3 separate regions of the Homo sapiens genome follow, and all the other regions are linked to region 3. The links are chromatin loops, found by intact Hi-C in ENCODE. Cell type or tissue: endothelial cell of umbilical vein. All regions are shown on one strand.

The links. Peaks named below come from ENCODE experiments on the same cell type or tissue, not always from the same donor. Only the 100,000 strongest peaks of a DNase experiment are listed, where the experiment ranks them.
Region 1: it touches region 3 in a loop (12-fold over the local background); 2 of 110 quality-filtered maps call a loop at or near these places.
Region 2: a loop joins it to region 3, with 5 times the contacts of the local background. A loop is called at or near these places in 2 of 110 quality-filtered maps.

What each region holds. Positions count from the first base shown.
Region 1 is chr16:72,480,582-72,483,081 of GRCh38, reverse strand. The region is part of intron 6 of LINC01572 (long intergenic non-protein coding RNA 1572); the gene reads left to right. The region is part of intron 1 of LOC124903718 (a long non-coding RNA gene); the gene reads right to left. Among named protein-coding and RNA genes, the nearest start is that of LINC01572, 180 kb to the left of the region's middle. In endothelial cell of umbilical vein, no CTCF peak of the experiment used is centred here; a DNase peak (open chromatin) is centred at 1,441; H3K27ac peaks cover 1,053 bases.
Region 2 is chr16:72,361,679-72,364,178 of GRCh38, reverse strand. All of the region lies in intron 8 of LINC01572 (long intergenic non-protein coding RNA 1572), which reads left to right. Among named protein-coding and RNA genes, the nearest start is that of PMFBP1, 190 kb to the right of the region's middle. In endothelial cell of umbilical vein, no CTCF peak of the experiment used is centred here; a DNase peak (open chromatin) is centred at 988; H3K27ac peaks cover 1,483 bases.
Region 3 is chr16:72,290,923-72,293,422 of GRCh38, reverse strand. LINC01572 (long intergenic non-protein coding RNA 1572) reads left to right here. Exons shown (of 14, transcript NR_126330.2): 10 at 2,010-2,253. Among named protein-coding and RNA genes, the nearest start is that of PMFBP1, 120 kb to the right of the region's middle. RefSeq lists an enhancer at 1,711-2,500. In endothelial cell of umbilical vein, no CTCF peak of the experiment used is centred here; a DNase peak (open chromatin) is centred at 1,552; H3K27ac peaks cover 2,382 bases.

The DNA.
Region 1 (2,500 bases), 190 kb before region 3:
TTACAGTTGAAACGAGAATTGTGAAGGAATAATCAGTCAATTTATGACTTTTGGAGAAAAAAAAAAAGCCTTGATTACCAGGAGTGTTAAAACCTTTAACAAAAACGAAAGAATGTGGCACCTGGTCTTTATCCTGAAGTAGTTAAATTTTCATGACACATTGTGAAAGGAGACATTGTGACCTACATTTTAGGTTTGTGGTCTGACTTTATGTTACAAAACTGCTGATGTTCAAGAAAATGCAAATGGTTGATGAAAGCATTAGGACATTTACTAAGGTACTTGGATCCTAATATGAAACTAAAGTTGGAAATTAGGACACGTAATTTGTTTATTGGTGGCATGATGGATATAGATATTAAAAACTATCAAGGTTAAATAGACTGTATATAGATGCTTGGTCACTGGTTAAGTGCAAATAAAGGAGTAAATGTAAACTGGATTAGAACTGGATTTTGAGGTTTAAAATAACCTGGACTTTTGAGTGAAATACAGATAAAAAGAGGTGAAGCATTCTTCTAATTCAATATGAAAATAAAAGTTAAAAACAATTTCTGAGAGAAAAGAAACTGGCATTGGTGTCAGTTATAGAAGGGAGTTTGGAGTGGTTTGCAGGGGGAACTTTTATAGCACCATCTTGATTTCATTTTGTAATACTGCAGACAAATAGAGAAGAGTAAGAAAAAGAGATGTTGGCTGGGCACGGTGGCTCATGCTTGTAATCCCAGCACTTGGGGAGGCCGAGGTGGGCGGATCACGAGGTCAAGGGATTGAGACCATCCCCGTCAACATGGTGAAACCCTGTCTCTACTAAAAATACAAAAATTAGCTGGGCATGGTGGCATGCGCCTGTATTCCCAGCTGTTCAGGAGGCTGAGGCGGTAGAATCACTTGAACCCGGGAGGCAGAGGTTGCAGTGAGCCGAGATCATGCCACTGCACTCCAGCCTAGCAACAGAGTAAGACTCCCTCTCAAAGAAAAAAAAAAAAAAGAAAAAGAGATGTTATTTTTGAACACCAAAGCTGTTTCACCTGTAAGAGATATGATAAAACGGTTCTTGGTTAAAAGGAAAACTACTGTCAATTTTAAATTGCCTGAATTTTATCTTAGGGTGCATTGGCATGTTTAAGATGACAGTTACCTTCTAACTTGATTTTTTAAGTTAATTTCTACTTCATACTATTTATTCCTCCACTCAGCTGATCACTTTTTTAAATTAGATTTTTTATTTTGAGATAATTGTAGGTTCACAATTGTAAGAAATAATTTGCAGAAAATACTGTGTATCTTTTATCTAGTTTTCCCCAATGATAACATTTTGCAAAACTATAGTACATATAACCAGGATGTAGACATTAATATGGTCAAGATACAGAACATTTTTATTATTTCAAGGATCTCTTGTATTGTCTTTTACAGCCACACCCACTTCCTTCCTGCCCCAACTCTCCTTAATTCCTGGCAACTACTAATCTCTTGTTTGTTTTTATAATGTTGTCCTATCAAGAATGTTATGTATCATACAGTATTAATCTTTGGGGATTAGCTTTTTTAAAACTCTGTATAATTCTCAGGATTTTTGTGTGTATCAATAGCCTTTTCCCTGTTATTGTTGTGACTCTAGACTCTGCCTCTGTCTTCACATCACCTTGTCATCTGTCTGTCAAATGTCCCCTGTGTGCTATAAGGACAGTTGTATTTAGGGCACACCTGGATGGATAATCTAGAATGATCTCTTTATCTCGTGATTCTTAATTATATCCGCATAGACCTTTTTTTTTTCCAACTAAAGTAACATTCCTTGTTTCCAGAAATTAGGATGTGGACATATCTTTTTGGGAACCCCACCCTTCAACCCACTACGCTGCTCTAAACATTCCTGTACCCATTGTTGTTTAAGGAGAAAATAAATCTTCATTTCATTAAGATAAGTGCCTTGGAATGCAATTGCTGGGTTGTGTGGTAATTGCATGTTTAGTGTTTTTGAGAAAATGCCAAACTATTTTCCAGAGTTGCTGTACCATTTTACATTCTATCAGTGATGTTTGAGTAATCCAGTTTCTCTGCATCCTGAGCAGCATTTGATGGTGTCGCTATTTTTAATTTTAGCCATTCTGATAGATGTGTAGGGATGTCTTATTGTGGTTATAATTTGTGTTTCCCCAGTGGTTTGTGGCTAATGATGCCTAATATTTTTTCAAGTGCTTATTTGCATCTGTATATCTTCTTTGGTGAAATATCTTCATGTCTGTTGCCTGTGTTCTAATTGGAGTATATGCTTTTTTACTGTTGTTTTAAGAGTTCTCTAACTAGACTATTTTCTTCCACTCTGTAGTTTGCCTTTTTATCCTCTTAGCGTGGTCTTCTACAGAGCAAAAGTTTTTAATTTTGATGAGATCATATTTAGCACTTTTTCCTTTCATGGATCATGTTTCTGGTGTTGAGTCTCAGAGCCCTTTCCATAGCCCTAGATCTGGAAGTTTTTCCCCAGTGTTTTTTC
Region 2 (2,500 bases), 71 kb before region 3:
AGGTGGGAGGATTGCTTGAGGCCAGGAGTTTGAGACCAGCCTGGGCAACAGAGTGAGACCTCTATCTCTACAAAAAAATTTTAAAATTAGCTGAACAAGATGGTGCATACCTGTAGTCCTATCTTCTCAGGAGGCTAGGTGGTAGGATTGCTTGAGCCCAGGAGTTCCAGATTACAGTGAGCTATGATTGCACCACTGCGCTCTAGCCTGGGTGACAGAGTAAGACCTTGTCTCTAAAAAAATTAAAATAAAAATTAAAACATTTGTACACAAGGCAACATGTACAAAGATAAGCCAGTATGTTTTGTGCAATGTTATTTTGATAATAAAAAAGAAACAGCCTAAATATCCACCAATTTGGAAGAGGTTAAATTTAAATATGGTACATTTATATGATACAATACTATGCAGATGTTATAAAAATAAGATGGGCTGTAGGTACTTATATGGAAAGATATCTTATGTTGTAATGTTAAGTGGAAATTAAACAAGTCACCAGAAAATATCTAAACTATAATTTTATTTATGGAAAAAACACACTATGCATGCATTTGCATATTTATACACACGTTTGTTTTTAGATATATAAACACATGCGTACATATAAATAAATGAAAGTGCAAATTTAAGATGCACACCAAATTGTTAATAATTTGTTAACTTCTCTGTGGAGAGTAGGAGTTTGGGTGTGGAGGAGCTGGTACAGGAGTGTATTCTATATATTTTCCTATTTCAGTCTTTTACAATGAGAATATATTCATGTATTACATTTTTAATTAAAAAATAGAATGTCTGCAAGGTTATCCTCCTCCAATGTCAGTCTCACTCATTTGTATCCTGAAATGCTCTCTTGGGTGGCAGTGAATGAGATGAAGTAATGGCCAGTATGCTGGGAATTGGGTTTAGAAGAGCATTGTGATAGGGAACATTAGTCAGCCACGTATGCCCCCATAGAAAAAAAGATTAAAAACCATGTTCCTGCCCCATTGTTTCATTTCCTCCTGCAGCATCTAGAAACAAAAGAAGCCTCATGTTGCCTTCACTGTGGTCACGATATGTCAAAAGTCCAGGAGGGGGATTTTTTTTTTCAGCTTAGGCACATTTCATGCCTACTGAATAGCTCATACGTACAGAATAGCTCTTTGTGCTGTATTCTGAGTGATTTTAAATAAATAAATGCTTCCCTGCCAACATCAAATACAGTGAAATAAATTGCAGGACTCAGGGTGTGTAAATGAGCATTGTGGCAGTCCCCTCTTTTAACTCATATATGTGGATCAGAAAATGTAAGATTATATATGGTACACTGACCTCACGCTTGCAGGCATTTATAAACCTTTCCTTACGTGCATTTATTCTCAGTTGTTGTATTGTTTACTTGCAATTTATACACAAACTTATTTGTGCTAACACATGAGAACACACATGCACAGCTTCACAAATACACTCACATAGCTAAATTGACCGTCTCACTCCCAGGCTTTTTCTGGGTAATCATTACATTGCTTGACCTTGCATCTATTTGTCATCGACATCCTTTTAATGACTACCTAGGGTTACAACTCACTGACCCATGGGCTAGTGACAACCTTTTGGGGCATCTCTGTTTAAATCAGATTCCCTTCTTTCCTCCTCCTTTTCTTCTTGATTTGACAGGAAAGAATTGAGTTGATAGGGTATGAGAAGGAGGAGAGTGATTTCCACTTAGATATATTAATAACGATAGAAATAACGAAAATGATAATGATGACTAATGTTATTGAGCACTTGCTGTTTGCTAAGCACAATTCTAGGCATTTTGTGCATCTAATTTAATTTATACAACAACTGTACAAGCCAGGTATTATCATTATTATTACTATGTCCAGTAGAGAAATTAAATAACTTGTTCAAAGTCACACAAGTAGTAGCTGGCAGAGATGGGATGTGAGCACAAGAACAACTATTATATGATAAAAAAATCAGAATTGAAGGCCTGTGTGAATTCATTTTGGTTTTTGATATTTTAAATTCATTCAATACTTTTAAATTACTAGCATAATAATTTCTTATAACAAGTGAAAACAATAAAATAAAAAGTTGTATCCTGGTAAGACTGATCATCTACCTTTTTATTCATAATCCTGGTCATATCGCTCTACTACCATCTCCTCCTAATGAAACCAGGCTTCACAGTTGGGGTGTATCCTTCTGTGCATTTCGTTTTATCCATACCAACATAAAGGTATGCATACACTTACATAGGGGTCCCATTTATTTGTATGTGTGTATGTGATGGCTATGTTTCCCAGAATTTCTCTCCCCAGAATTCCCTTCCCTGAATGGTTCTGGGCTAGGATTGGCCACAAGAGAAATTTGCCTGAGATTTGAAAGGTAAAATAAAGCACCAGGCGTGACTAGATTGGGAAGGTTGAAATAAGCTCAGGTACTGTAGAAGCTTACACACACTGTAGATGTGCTGGCTCACCTGGTTGGCATCAGGTAGCAGCTGGGCCCACAG
Region 3 (2,500 bases):
TTTTCCTGCAATGGTTACAAAGAAAGAATTTCTGTTTAGGAGAATACTCAACGTTTTCATAGCTTCATGATATCCCGTTGTGTGGACAAACCATTGTTAATGTAACCAGCATCCTACTGATGGCCATTTAAGTAGTTTCTAATCTTTTTTCATTACAAAACTGCAATGAGTAGCCTTCTACATGTGCCATTTTACATGCGTGCAGGCATATCTGTAGGATAAATTCATAGAACTGGACTTGCTAGGTAAAAGGGTAGCTGCATGTAATTTTAGTGGGTCTTGGAAAATTGCATTCCATAGAGTTTGTGCCACTTTCCACTTCCACCATTAATGTATGAAATAAACCTATTTTACCACACCTTCACAAGTTCATTGTATTATCAATAGTTTGGGGGTTTTGCAAATATATTAAATACAAAACGGTATCTCAGTGTGGAGTTAATTTGTGTTTCTCTTACTGTGAGTGAGATTGTTTCCTTAATATGATTAAAAGTAATTTTATTTCTTTTCCTATAAACTATTTCCCTGTTTTCCATTAGGTTATTAGACTTTTATATATTGATTTATAGGAGCTTCTTATACATATGTTATAGAAATTAGCCCTTTGTCTGTTATATGAATTATAAATTTTTCCTGGTTTGTCATTTTTCTGTTTACTTATGATGATTTTTTTCATATAGAAATTTGTTTTAGTTTTATGATGATGAATTTATAAATCCTTATGTTTTGACTTCTGGGTTGTGTGTTATATTTAGAAAAGACTTCTATCCAACATTATTTTAAAAAATTCTCTCATTATTTCTTCTAGTAATTTTATGGGCCTATTTGTAGTATTTTTATTTATCTGAATTTATTGTGGAACATTTGATGCATTGTTGGATGTTGTCCCGGCACCATTTTGCCATCATCAAGTGAATGCCATTTGTATTTATTCGTCTAGTACAACTTAAATCAAAATATTGCTGTCAATTTCCAAATGAAATAAATATTGATTGAATTCCTACTATGTGCAAGGCATAATATCATGTTTTCTTTCTAATTTTTTTCTTCAAGAATAAATAGAGACAGGATTTTAAGGCCAGAGATCCAGGAACTTCCTCTGATAGGTTAAAAAAAATCTTTAGCGATAGTCTCTTCATATCAGTAGGAACTGAATAGAGCCATATTCAGTGAGACAATAAGCTAGTCAAAACTGCAAGCAGAGAAAAGAAAACATAAATGATTATTTATAGGTATGAGCTTTCCTTGTAACCAGGGAAGGAAAATGAAATAGATAACAGGAGAGATTGTCAAAGACCACAATATCTATGAACATATGATGCTACAATATGAAGACCATAGCTATGAACACTATGTAAACATTCACTTGAAATAGAGCTTGTGAAATGGAGCTCAAAACGGCTTAGTACTAAGAGATTCTAAAATAAGTCATTATCTTTTAAGTATACTTTCCTTTGGCATGAGAAAGACTATCATAAAGACTATAAACCTTAAATGCTTCATTGAAACAATCATAGGAACCCTATGACTCAGCTATTGATGAACTGTTCCTCCAGACTTCCTTTACCACAGCCTGTAATCACTGGCTGCTCTTCTGCCTAAGAGCTATTATGCTTCTAGCTAGAATTTAATTATCTGATTTTTGGAACATCATTGGAATCCATATCCTAGAAAAGTTTCTAATGAAAACCAAGTTGTACTGTTGCATGGATTCATAATGTGCATGTGTGTGTGATTCATCCATACAGAATGTTACAGAAATATTACTGGAAGGGGAAGAGACAGGAATAAGAGCCAGTGAGTATGAGTCACAGGCAGGGGAGAGAACAAAATGCAAGGAGAAAATATATAGGATCCCTGTTCTTTTAAAGAACACACAGAAACTGAGGATGAACAGGAAGGTGATGTTTACAGTTTCATACTGCCCATCTGTAGTGGGTTGAATAATGTCCCCCCAAAATTCTTGTCCACCCAGAATCTCAGAATGTGATCTTATTTGGTCTTTGCAGATGTAATTGGTTAAGATAAGATCATACTGGATGTGGATGGGTCCTAGATCTGACTGCTGATATCCTTATAAGAAGAAGAAAGGACACGCGGAGACTACAGTGATGTTGCCACAAGCCAAGAAATGCCAAGAATTTCGGGAGCCACCAGAAGATGGAAGAGGCAGGGAAAAATCCTCCCCTAAAGCCTTCAGAGAGAGCATAGCTCTGCCAACACCTTGATTCTGGACATCTAGCCTCTTAAACTGTAAGAAAGCACATTTCTGTTGTTTCAAGCCATCCAGTTTGTGGTAATTTGTTATGACAACCCTAGGAAACAAATACACCACCCTACAGAAACATCATATACCACCCTAAACAAAAGTCTTTCCTCTGTGTATCCTATCTGTCCTTTTCCCAGTGTGACATAAGTGAAAATATCCTCATAAGGTTAGTCTTTGGGCCTTCAGTTTTGCCAGGCCATATTGTGACCTGATACTCACTGGCTATAGTAC